Regions from separate parts of the Mus musculus genome. Here region 2 is linked to region 1. The links are chromatin loops, found by intact Hi-C in ENCODE. Cell type or tissue: heart. All regions are shown on one strand.

Region 1 (5,000 bases):
GTGCAGAGGCCCATGCTTATACTCTTGCCCGGCGCTTACATGGGCCCCTGGAACAAGGCACATAGAACCTCTGTGGGACTCTATTTTGTAAAATAGAAATACTGCATGATTAATTCACACAATCCATGGACGTGGGTAAAGGAAGCGTAGGTATCTAAACATTATAAAAACCCCATGTCAAGCATCTTCTCGTGACTCACCAAGATGGGGCTTCTTTCTGAACCTGCAACATGGTGATTGGCTACCCTCCCCCGGGGGTCCCATCTCCATTTGGCTTCTGGGAGGGTGCTAAGGATCTGAACTCCTGTCCTTGTGATCACACAGTAAGTCCTTTACCCAATGAGCCATCCTCTCCCAGTTATTTCTATTACAGTTTTACACCCACTGAAGAAGACCTCACAGGTCTTTCCTCTGTCTGTCTTGCTTCTTCAAGGGTGGAAAGTTTGACTCAGTTCATGATCCAGGGACTTGCCACTGCTCATCCTTCCTCCAGTCCTCTTCCCTTAGTAGGCAATGAGACAATCTTGTCTCCTAGGCCAGATTTGCTGTCTTTCTTCCTGGCCTTTTGTTTTGCCATGGGCCATCTGAGCTTCAGGGTAACATATGGTGGTGGTGGTGTGGTGGTGGTGGTGGTGACAGTGCTGAGGGCAAGGCGGCGTGGCCTGCAATAATGTGATATTTTTGGTACCTGTCTCACACCTGATCTCCATCGCTGTAGTCACAGGGCTGAAAATGACTGACGACCCTCTCTGTCTGCGTCTCTGCTCTTTCATCTTTTAGAGACTTTTCTTAGAGAAACATCCTCACCCGGGCACAGCAATGGCTGAGGTCTGGGTCTGATTTCTCTGTCCTGTCTAGAACATTATCACCTCACTCTCCAAACTCCTTCCCTCAAGAGAGCCTTACTGTTGACTGACCACTGTCATCATGGATTGTTCCTAATTCTCACCATTATGAGATTACTGTGGGCATTGCTGCAGCTCACCCAGCTTTCTCCCTGTGCATATACTATTTTCATGAGTCCATTGCAGAACATGGCATTATAGCATGCACGGGGCTCAGTAATTTCTGTGGCTGTTTATACACAAGTCTGAAGCAACTATGAAAATTCGGGAGCCGATGCATACTAGCATTTATAGAAAACCAATTTCACCAGCTTCGTCTGCTGCTGTTGTTAAAATATATGGAAAACTATGTTTTGATTTACTGGTATGTTACCTTCAATCATTTTTATTTGCTTGATTTTAAAAGTAATAGACAATTTTTTTTTGTAAAAGCCATTTCTTCACATTGTACTTTTATTTAGATGTTTCTTTTCCTTTCCTTTCTTTTTTTTTTTTCTTTTTGACATTCTATTGACTAGCTACAAGGAAAAAAAAAGAATCATTATTTTTGTGTGGGGCTTCTTTCTTTTAAACACTGGAAAGCAAGCTCTGGGCCTTGTGTTTTATCACTGAGTTCTATCCTAAGCCTTTGCTATTTTGAGACAGGTTCTTGGTTGCTATGCAGTTCAGCCTAGCTTTTAACTCACTACATACAGACTTTGAACTTGAAATTTTCTTGCCTGTGTTTCCTGGGTGCTGGAATTACAAGGGGTGAACTAGATGTCCAGAGTGAGGAGACATCTGTCAAGTTGAAAAAGTCATTTGGAGTCACATATAGGAAAGAAAACTGTTGATTAAATTGAGTAAAACATTATTTTAGAACAATAAATCAGTTATAATTATAAAGTAATGACTGATTGTGTGTGTGTGTGTGTGTGTGTGTGTGTGTGTGTGTGTGTGTGAGACTTCAGAACTGTCTTTGAAGGTAATCCACCCAAAATGGGAGAGGATGGCTAGAGAGATGACAACAGCACTGGCTGCTCTTCCAGAGGACTCAGGTTCAATTCTCAGCACCCACATGTTGACTAGCAACTCTAGATCACAGGGGATTCAGTGTCCCACCTGGCCTCTACAGCATCAGGCATGCATGTAGTGCTCAGACATCTACACTGGCACAATCTCCACACACATACAATAAAATAATAAATAATGCCATCTAAGGTACATTTGGAGCAACTGTGTTGGACAGACAAGTATTACATTATGAATTCATATTTCATTATTTAATTTCTTGAAGACTGAGCCTTCTCATATTTCATACTCAACTAGAGATATCCATTGATTGCCTTGAGAAATGCTGGAGTTACTATATTGTTACCAAGAATGCAGAAAGAGGCAAACTTCTGACTTCCCAAACTGGATATTGGCAATCAATCATCTGTGAGACTTCATTGTGAAAGAAAGGAAAATTCTAACTTCTGGCTCCCAGCATCCTCCTCTAACACATCCAGATCGGTCTTGGAGATACGATCATGTTTTGCCCAGCACTGAAGACGGTGCATGCACAGTGAGAAGAAATAAGTAGGACAGAAGGACAGAAGGACACCCTTGCTGTGCTGGAGGGACAGAAGGACACCCTCTCTGTGCTGGAGGGAGACATCCAGAGAGGAGCAGGGCAGAACTGAGCTGTGCTGTCCTGTTTGTTTCTGTCTATATTCCAGGGGCTGGGTAAGGAGTCCAGAAGGAAGTGACTAAGCACATTATAGAGGCAGAGGGCTCAGGACAATCAACAGAGCAGAAGGTATCAGGAATGTGTCGATTAGGTACAGGGAAATGTCCAGAGTCTCTGCCTGAGTTGATTTTTTCCTCTGTATTTTGTCTCTGTCTTATGTTATTATGTCCTTTAGGAGACCCATAGAGGCTTGGGTCTTGAGAAGGAAATCTGAGTGGGCTTCATGTGATTGGAGCCAACACACCAAACCCTGGAACACAGCACCACACAATGCCATGTTTCTCTTTAGGTGATGACGTATTGGTGGGGGCCGGCCCAGAGTAAAAACTGGAGTAGCTGCTAACTTCAGTGACTACAGATGCAAGTGCTCTGACAGATACCATTGGGTGAGTGAGTGTAGTGGTTTGAATGAGGAAGGTTTCCTACAGGCTCAGGTATCTGAACATCTGGTCCCCAGCAGGTGGCACTGTTTGGAGAGGATACAGGACCTTTAGTAGGTGGAGCCTTGCTGGAGAGAGTGAGTCACTAGGGGCGGGCTTTGAGGCTTTATCGGTTATTCCCACTTCCTGTCTCTCTTGTTGGAATGAAATGCGATTGGACAGCTTCCTCTTCCTGTTGTGAGGTTTTCATTGCCTGTTGCCATGCCTGAGCCTTCCCAGCCATTCTGGACTTTCATGGTCTGAAACTCCAAGCTAAAATAAACACTCTCCCCACCAACTTACTTTTAGTTATGGTGTTCCATTATAATAATAAAAGCAGAAGGTTCCTGGCATGTCAGTTTTGCATGTAGGATTCTAACTACCCTTGTACCTTGGGCTTATAATCATCTTTTCTCAAGAGGCACACTTCTTTTGTCCCTGTTTGTGGTGTGTGTGTGTGTGTGTGTGTGTGTGTGTGTGTGTGTGTGTGTGATCTTTACTTACCTGGTTCTCTTTCAGTGTTATCTGCCCCTGGTCCTTGCAGCCAATGAAGGTTCGAACACACCTATAAATCTTCTCATGCTCTTCTACTCTCTGAACAAAGTTGGCTGGAAAGAAACCAACCCTGTCCTGAATCTTTCCCTGAAATGGAAGAGGAGGCGTTCAGTGGCAAATGCAACATTTATTGTAACTGTCATCACCAAAGGATTCTTATTTCTTTTTAAAGTCTGAAACACTTACTTTCCACCAGTCTTCATTGGAGTCTTCTAGGAGAGTGATCATGTCTCCTGGCCTAAAAATGAAGGATGCATGAGTTAGGGGGGCAGAAGTCAGATGAGGAAGAGAAAATACTCTTTAGCGTGAGGTAGTTTTTCATTCACGCAAATTATCCTAAAATAAATAGAAGTAAAGGAAGCATGTTTCCACTGGCTCTTCCCTTCCAAGGAAACGGAAAGTAAATATTCACATTGCAAAAATGGCCAGGCTTAGTATTCAATAAGTATCAGGGTATATTTTGCCCCAAAGTATATCTTCCTCCCATCTTCTGTATTTCCTATCCAATTTCCTCATGCATTTGATATGTAGATACAGGCTATATTTTGCTTTTATATTGTTTAGTAATTATTAAAGCCAGTCATTCTCCTTATTATTATCTTTATTTGGGATGGTTTGATTGGATTAAAAAGCACACAGGCAAGACTGGGGCGATGTCTCAGTGGTTAAGAGCACTTGGCTGCTCAACCAGAGGACACAGATTCAATTCCCAACACCCACATGGCATCTTACAACTGTCTGTAGCTTCCGGTCCAGAGGATCTGCCACCCTCACACAGACGTACATGCTGACAAATGCCAATGCAGGTGAAATTTACAAAAGAAAAGAGAAGAAAAGCAGAGTATGGGTGAGGCAAGGTTTCATGTATGTTGATCAGGCTGGTCTCAAACTCAGTAAGTAAATAAGGATGAGGGAAGGCTCTCTTTGCATGTTTGCCTCTTTAGAGCCCAATGCAATTTCTAAGGCTACTCCAGACTCAAGGGACAGAAGGCCCCACATTTGTGAGAGGTACTGCAATATCTCAAGCTATGGGAAGGAGAGCACACACAGGGAGGGAGGAACTTAGAGCAGTCAATGTTACTGAAAACCCAGAGTCGGGGATTTTGCCCAGTGTTTGAATTGACTCCTATACCCAGGGGTTTATTTTCATTTTTTTATGAGTACAAATTTAAAAAAAAATTAAGACCTATTATCACATTGTTGCCCAGGCTGGCCTGGGACTTATTTTGTAGCCCAAGCTTGTCTTGAACTTGCTGTGGTCTGCTGGCTTCAGCCTCCTGGTGTGGGGATGCCCAGGTTGTGCCACAATGGCCTGTCATTTTTGGGCCTTTGGTTATCTGGGAATCTCCCAAGATTCCTGTTCTTTCCTGTTCCCCTCCCAACATTCTTATGAAGTCTAGCTGTTCTCTTACTAGATGAATTCACATCATTTGAATTCCTATGTTATTAGCCTTACAAAGTTGGTAGACA
Region 2 (5,000 bases), 76 kb before region 1:
TAAGGGTTAAGAAACCATCTATTTGCCTATATAGCATCACTGCAAGGCAGTACTTCTTTGTAGATTTTCAGAGATCTGCTCAAAAGGGTGAGTTAATGCCTAGTGATTATTATATATGTTTAATAATAACATGAAAAGCTTATTAATAGCAGGAATCTTTCCTAAAATGAATTTCTCTTGGGTCTTGTCTATCAGAGCTATGTTGTAGCTATTAATCCAAGGCAGACCCATCTCAGGAAGATCACCTGCTAGTTATTAGCTTGTTGGTTCCTGACACTTAGGGGTAGACATAGGAACACCAGTCACTTCCTGCCCACTACAAAATCCCATCTCTCTCCCCTGCTGGAGGTGTCTGGCTTATATGATCTGCTGTCACCACCAGACATAGCTGGCTGAACTGGAGGTGGACATTTGGCACATCCAGCCAGGCAAACATTATTCCCCAGAATTTGGGAACAGATCCTAGTCTCTCAGCTCTGTGGAAACCACACAAGCATGGGGAACCTGGAGCTGGTGGATCAGGGACAACCATGTTACTGTCTCAACAAACAAGCAAAAAACAAAACAAAACAAAACAAAACAAAACCAGAAAAAACCCAACCCAAACCAAACCAAACCAGGCCAATAACAACAACACTCATCCAACCAACCAACCAATTCGAGCCTGTGGTAGATTGTACAGTTTAATATCTGCATCTCTACTGGCCTTCCTATCCTTTGCTGTTTCTGAGAGATTATGCTTTCCTGCCTTAAGGAAGTCATATGATTTGCCTTAGCCAATGGGATTCAAGCACTTAAGTCTATGCCCAGAGGGATTAGACTTAATTGCCCATTTAGCTTGGTCCAAGAGCTTCTGCCACCTACCACAAAAAGAGCATGTCCTGGGAATTTCTGGTTCAAAGAAGACAGACCCTTAGAAGGGACCAGAAGCTGGCCTGTACACAGGAACAAAGCGGCCCTATCTGACCTTCAGAACTACCAAGGAGAACAACAGATGGATGTAATTATGAGCCGTGGGAACATGGGGGCTGTGAGACACCGTAATCAGCCCTAACCGGACTCATGGTGAGTCCCTTTAGAGGTAGAACATTCTAGTAAGCCATTTATAATGATTAATGTTGATCGCCAATTAACAGAATCTAGAACATCTGGTGATGGGCCTCTGGGCATTTTGTGGGTGGATTATCTTGATTACACTGAGGTGGGAAGACATGCTCACTGTGGGCAGCACAGCTTCCTGGGTTGGGACCTTGGGATATAAAGATGGGGAAGGAAGCTCAAGCAGCGGCCATCCTCTCTGTCCTGACTGCGTGTGGGGTGAGCATGTGCTCTGAGTTCCTGCTGCTTTGACTTTCCTGCCATGATGGCCTGGGTCTTGAGTTGAGAGCCAAATGAACCCATTTCTCCTGTCAGTTTCTTTTTATCAGGGTATTTTATGACAGCAACAGGAAAAGGAACCAAGAAATTTCTCCATATGAACTTTATCCATTTACCCATCCATCCACACCAAATAAATGTGTGTGTGTGTGTGTGTGTATGAGAGAAATAGAGAGAGAGGAGGGAGAGACAGAGAGAGAGACACAGAAAGAGACACAGAGAGAGAGAGACATAGACACACACAGAGACACAGAGATGGACACAGAAACACACAGACAAAGAGAGGGGGGAGAAACAGAGAGCAATGCACACAGAAATAGAAAGAGACAGAGAGAAAGAGAATGTTGTATGGTTTCTGGAGAGACACAAACAGATACAACACCAATGGCAAACTAGAGAAGTGATTCTGCCTCAATCTAGCTTGGTGATCAGTTAGTTGATTAGGGTTATTTCCAGGAGTATGGATGAAGAGTTACTTACAAGAGCATGTGTGTCTCAAAGGTGGCTGCATGGCTGAAGAACCCACTGTAGCATAAGGGATAACTCTGGGAAGCTGCATCACCGGAGTTCCCTGCTCAAGTTGCAGGCAGCTCTCCCGGAGTCCACCTCCTCATCCCTCCCTCTGTTGCTTACCACGTGTATACACAATCTTACATTTTAGATAGCATGTACCTGAGTCTTGTAACTTTAGTAACTTTCCTAGCTGTGGAAGTTTAGTTTTAAGTCTTTTGAACCTCTCTCCCTCCATTCCTCCGTCTCTCCCCCTCCTTCCCTCTCTCCTTATCTCCCCCTCCTTCCCTTTAAGGGGAATGTTTCAATTCAGAGGAAATAGCTACACAGTAGTCAGAGAGACAGAGACACAGTTACACATAGAAGCAGAAAAACAGGAAAACAAACTAGAAAGAATGAAACCATTTTATACACTGTAAGTTAAATATTACAGACAACAGGAGGTGCACCTTTTTGTCTTTTCTTCTCTTCCTTCCTTTCTTCCTTTCTTTCTTTCTTTCTTTCTTTCTTTCTTTCTTTCTTTCTTTCTTTTTCTTTCTTCCTTTCCTTTCCTTTCCTTTCCTTTCCTTTCCTTTCCTTTCCTTTCCTTTCCTTTCCTTTCCTTTCCTTTCCTTTCCTTTCCTTTCCTTTCCTTTCCTTTCCTTTCCTTTCCTTTCCTTTCCTTTCCTTTCCTTTCCTTTCCTTTCCTTTCCTTTCCTTTCCTTTCCTTTCCTTTCCTTTCCTTTCCTTTCCTTTCCTTTCCTTTCCTTTCCTTTCCTTTCCTTTCCTTTCCTTTCCTTTCCTTTCCTTTCCTTTCCTTTCCTTTCCTTTCCTTTCCTTTCCTCCTCCTCCTCCTCCTCCTCCTCCTCCTCCTCCTCTCTCTCTCTCTTTCTCTCTCTCTCTCTCTCTCTCTTTTTCAACACAGGGTTTCTTGAAACCCTGATGGGACACACTCGCTCCATTTCTATGACCAGTGTGAAGCATGTAGCTGAATTCTTGGGCCTCTGTTGATGTGAATGCCTCCGAAGACATTAGCTGACCTCTGGCAGAATTTCCCAGTATCCCCTAAAATGCAAAATAAACCCTACGTTGGAATCCAATTTTCTCTATAATCAGTTTGATACTTGGTGTGTATTTGTGTTAACATTTTTTTTTGATTATTTAAACAACAAACACCCTCAAATCATTTAAAAATCTTACAGAGAACTTGATTATGTTGATGAAGGACAAACTGGACTTTCCACATTTGAGCAGCAGGTGGCGCTCCTGGCATTTGGAATCGCACTGACGCAGCGGCTGAGCTCGATGGTGGAGGATGCAGTTTGCTGCTGGTGCATTGCAGTGGGCAGGAGGTGGTGATGCATTTTATTAACTTCCTGTTTTGCTTGAGACAAGGTCTTGTTACATAGCCATGTTGGTGTCAAACTTGTAATTCTCCAGCCTCAGCCACCTCAGTATTGGAGTAATTGGTGTGTACCCCACTGGAGTATTGGGTCATCCACACTCATTCCAGGCAGGAGGCCGGGCTACTGTTGAGCCTTTGGACTATGTTCTGTATTTGTTCTTTTAAGAGTGAAAAGTAGTTCTCAGTCTCTATTTTATACGAACCCGGGATCATTCTGTTTCCAGGGATAGGTAGCTGCTGAGACTGCCCCATTGTCCACCCTTAGGGCACCTCAGGATCTGGTGAGGCCAGGTGCCCTGGCATTTGGGTTCCTGGGTCCCTAGCTCTTTTTGCCCTGTTACTACCTAAGGTCTTAGGACCTCCACATGTCTCACTGCCTGATGCCTGAGAGCCTTAGAGATGCTCCTGAGAGCAGTGACTCTGCCTGGCACTGTCGCTCAGCAGCCCCTCCCCCAGCTCTGGGACATCAGTATCTCCTCATTGCTAAGGCAGGAAAAGGACAAACTTTGACCCCCAAGTTGGTTCTTCATCTTTTTTTTTGCCAAACATCCTAAAGGCCAAGGAACCCAAAGAGCTCCTATAGGAACCCAAGGAGACAAAGGCAACCGGGAGCAGAGAAAGCTAGAGGCTTACAACGAGCCTCCCAGCTGTGGGTCTGCAGAGCCTACTGACCTGCTTTGCCTGCTCTGAAGTGGGCAAAGTAGACTACACTAAAGCAGACTCCAGAGCACTTTCCAGAACAGTGTGCCTGTCTTGTCTGCCAGGATTACCCTGGTTAGGATTGTACATTATCATGGCTATTGTGAACACCGCTAGCTGGAGATACTAGTGCCCTATCCTTAACTAAGTAAAGAATCTCTGTGGACATCCTAATAAGAATCTGAAGTGTGTGTGTGTGTTTGTGTGTGCCTCTGTGTGTGTGTGTGTGTGTGTGTGTGTGTGTGTGTGTGTACAGGTGAGTGTGGAGCCAGAGGATAGCCTCAGGTCCTGTCTACTTTGTCATTTGAGACAAGGCCTCTCAATTGACCCGGGGTCCCATAGGCTGGCCAGCTAATGGGCCCCAGGATCCACCTGCTCTTACCTCTTCAGTGATGAGATACAAGTACACACCACCACGTGCAGCTCCTTAGAAGGGGTTCTTGGCTTGAGTTCAGATCTGAATGCTTGCATGGTGAGCATTTTATTGCCCCGGAGTTCAGACTTAATCTACCTTAGCCAAGAAGCTGAGTAAATTACTTTATTTGAAGTTAAACTAGGGTTTTTTGAGTTTTCCCTTACTACCAGGGCCGGTGACATCTTGACAAATGAGCAAGGGTGAACAGGTAAGTGTTCCTGATAGACTTCAGGCTGGGCAGCCTGGCAGCTCACTAAATAGCCACCAGGTGGCGCTGCATACAGCACTGCAGGCCACCTTTCCCGTGTGAGTCGCTGAGCCGTGGCTGGCCTTGGAAGTAGCATTGCTTGGATCAGGAAGGGTAGAGTTTTGCTTGTGCACAACAATGCCTTGCTGCTCATGCTCCTGACCTTGTACCCTAGGGACTGTAGCTATTATTGGTTTCTGATGAATGCTTTTCTGACAATCTGGCTTAGCATCTTTCTCATTTTCTGCCTTGCTGGGTTTAATGTCTCAAATCGGGATATTTCTGTCTGACAGATAAGGGCTGTATCATCAGAACAAGATGTTCTTGCTTGTGGTGATAAAAAGCCTCTACAGCGCTCGGCCCTGGCA

The links. A loop is a pair of places that touch in the nucleus more often than their neighbours do. Peaks named below come from ENCODE experiments on the same cell type or tissue, not always from the same donor. Only the 100,000 strongest peaks of a DNase experiment are listed, where the experiment ranks them.
Region 2: it touches region 1 in a loop (2.2-fold over the local background); 3 of 42 quality-filtered maps call a loop at or near these places.

The regions. Positions count from the first base shown.
Region 1 is chr9:111,568,785-111,573,784 of GRCm38, forward strand. Stac (src homology three (SH3) and cysteine rich domain) reads right to left here. Exons shown (of 11, transcript NM_016853.3): 9 at 3,717-3,768; 10 at 3,480-3,617. Among named protein-coding and RNA genes, the nearest start is that of Gm36088, 2.6 kb to the right of the region's middle. In heart, a CTCF peak has its summit at 3,006 (motif pointing right); no DNase peak of the experiment used is centred here.
Region 2 is chr9:111,492,604-111,497,603 of GRCm38, forward strand. No RefSeq gene overlaps it. Among named protein-coding and RNA genes, the nearest start is that of Dclk3, 56 kb to the left of the region's middle. In heart, a CTCF peak has its summit at 3,122 (motif pointing right); no DNase peak of the experiment used is centred here.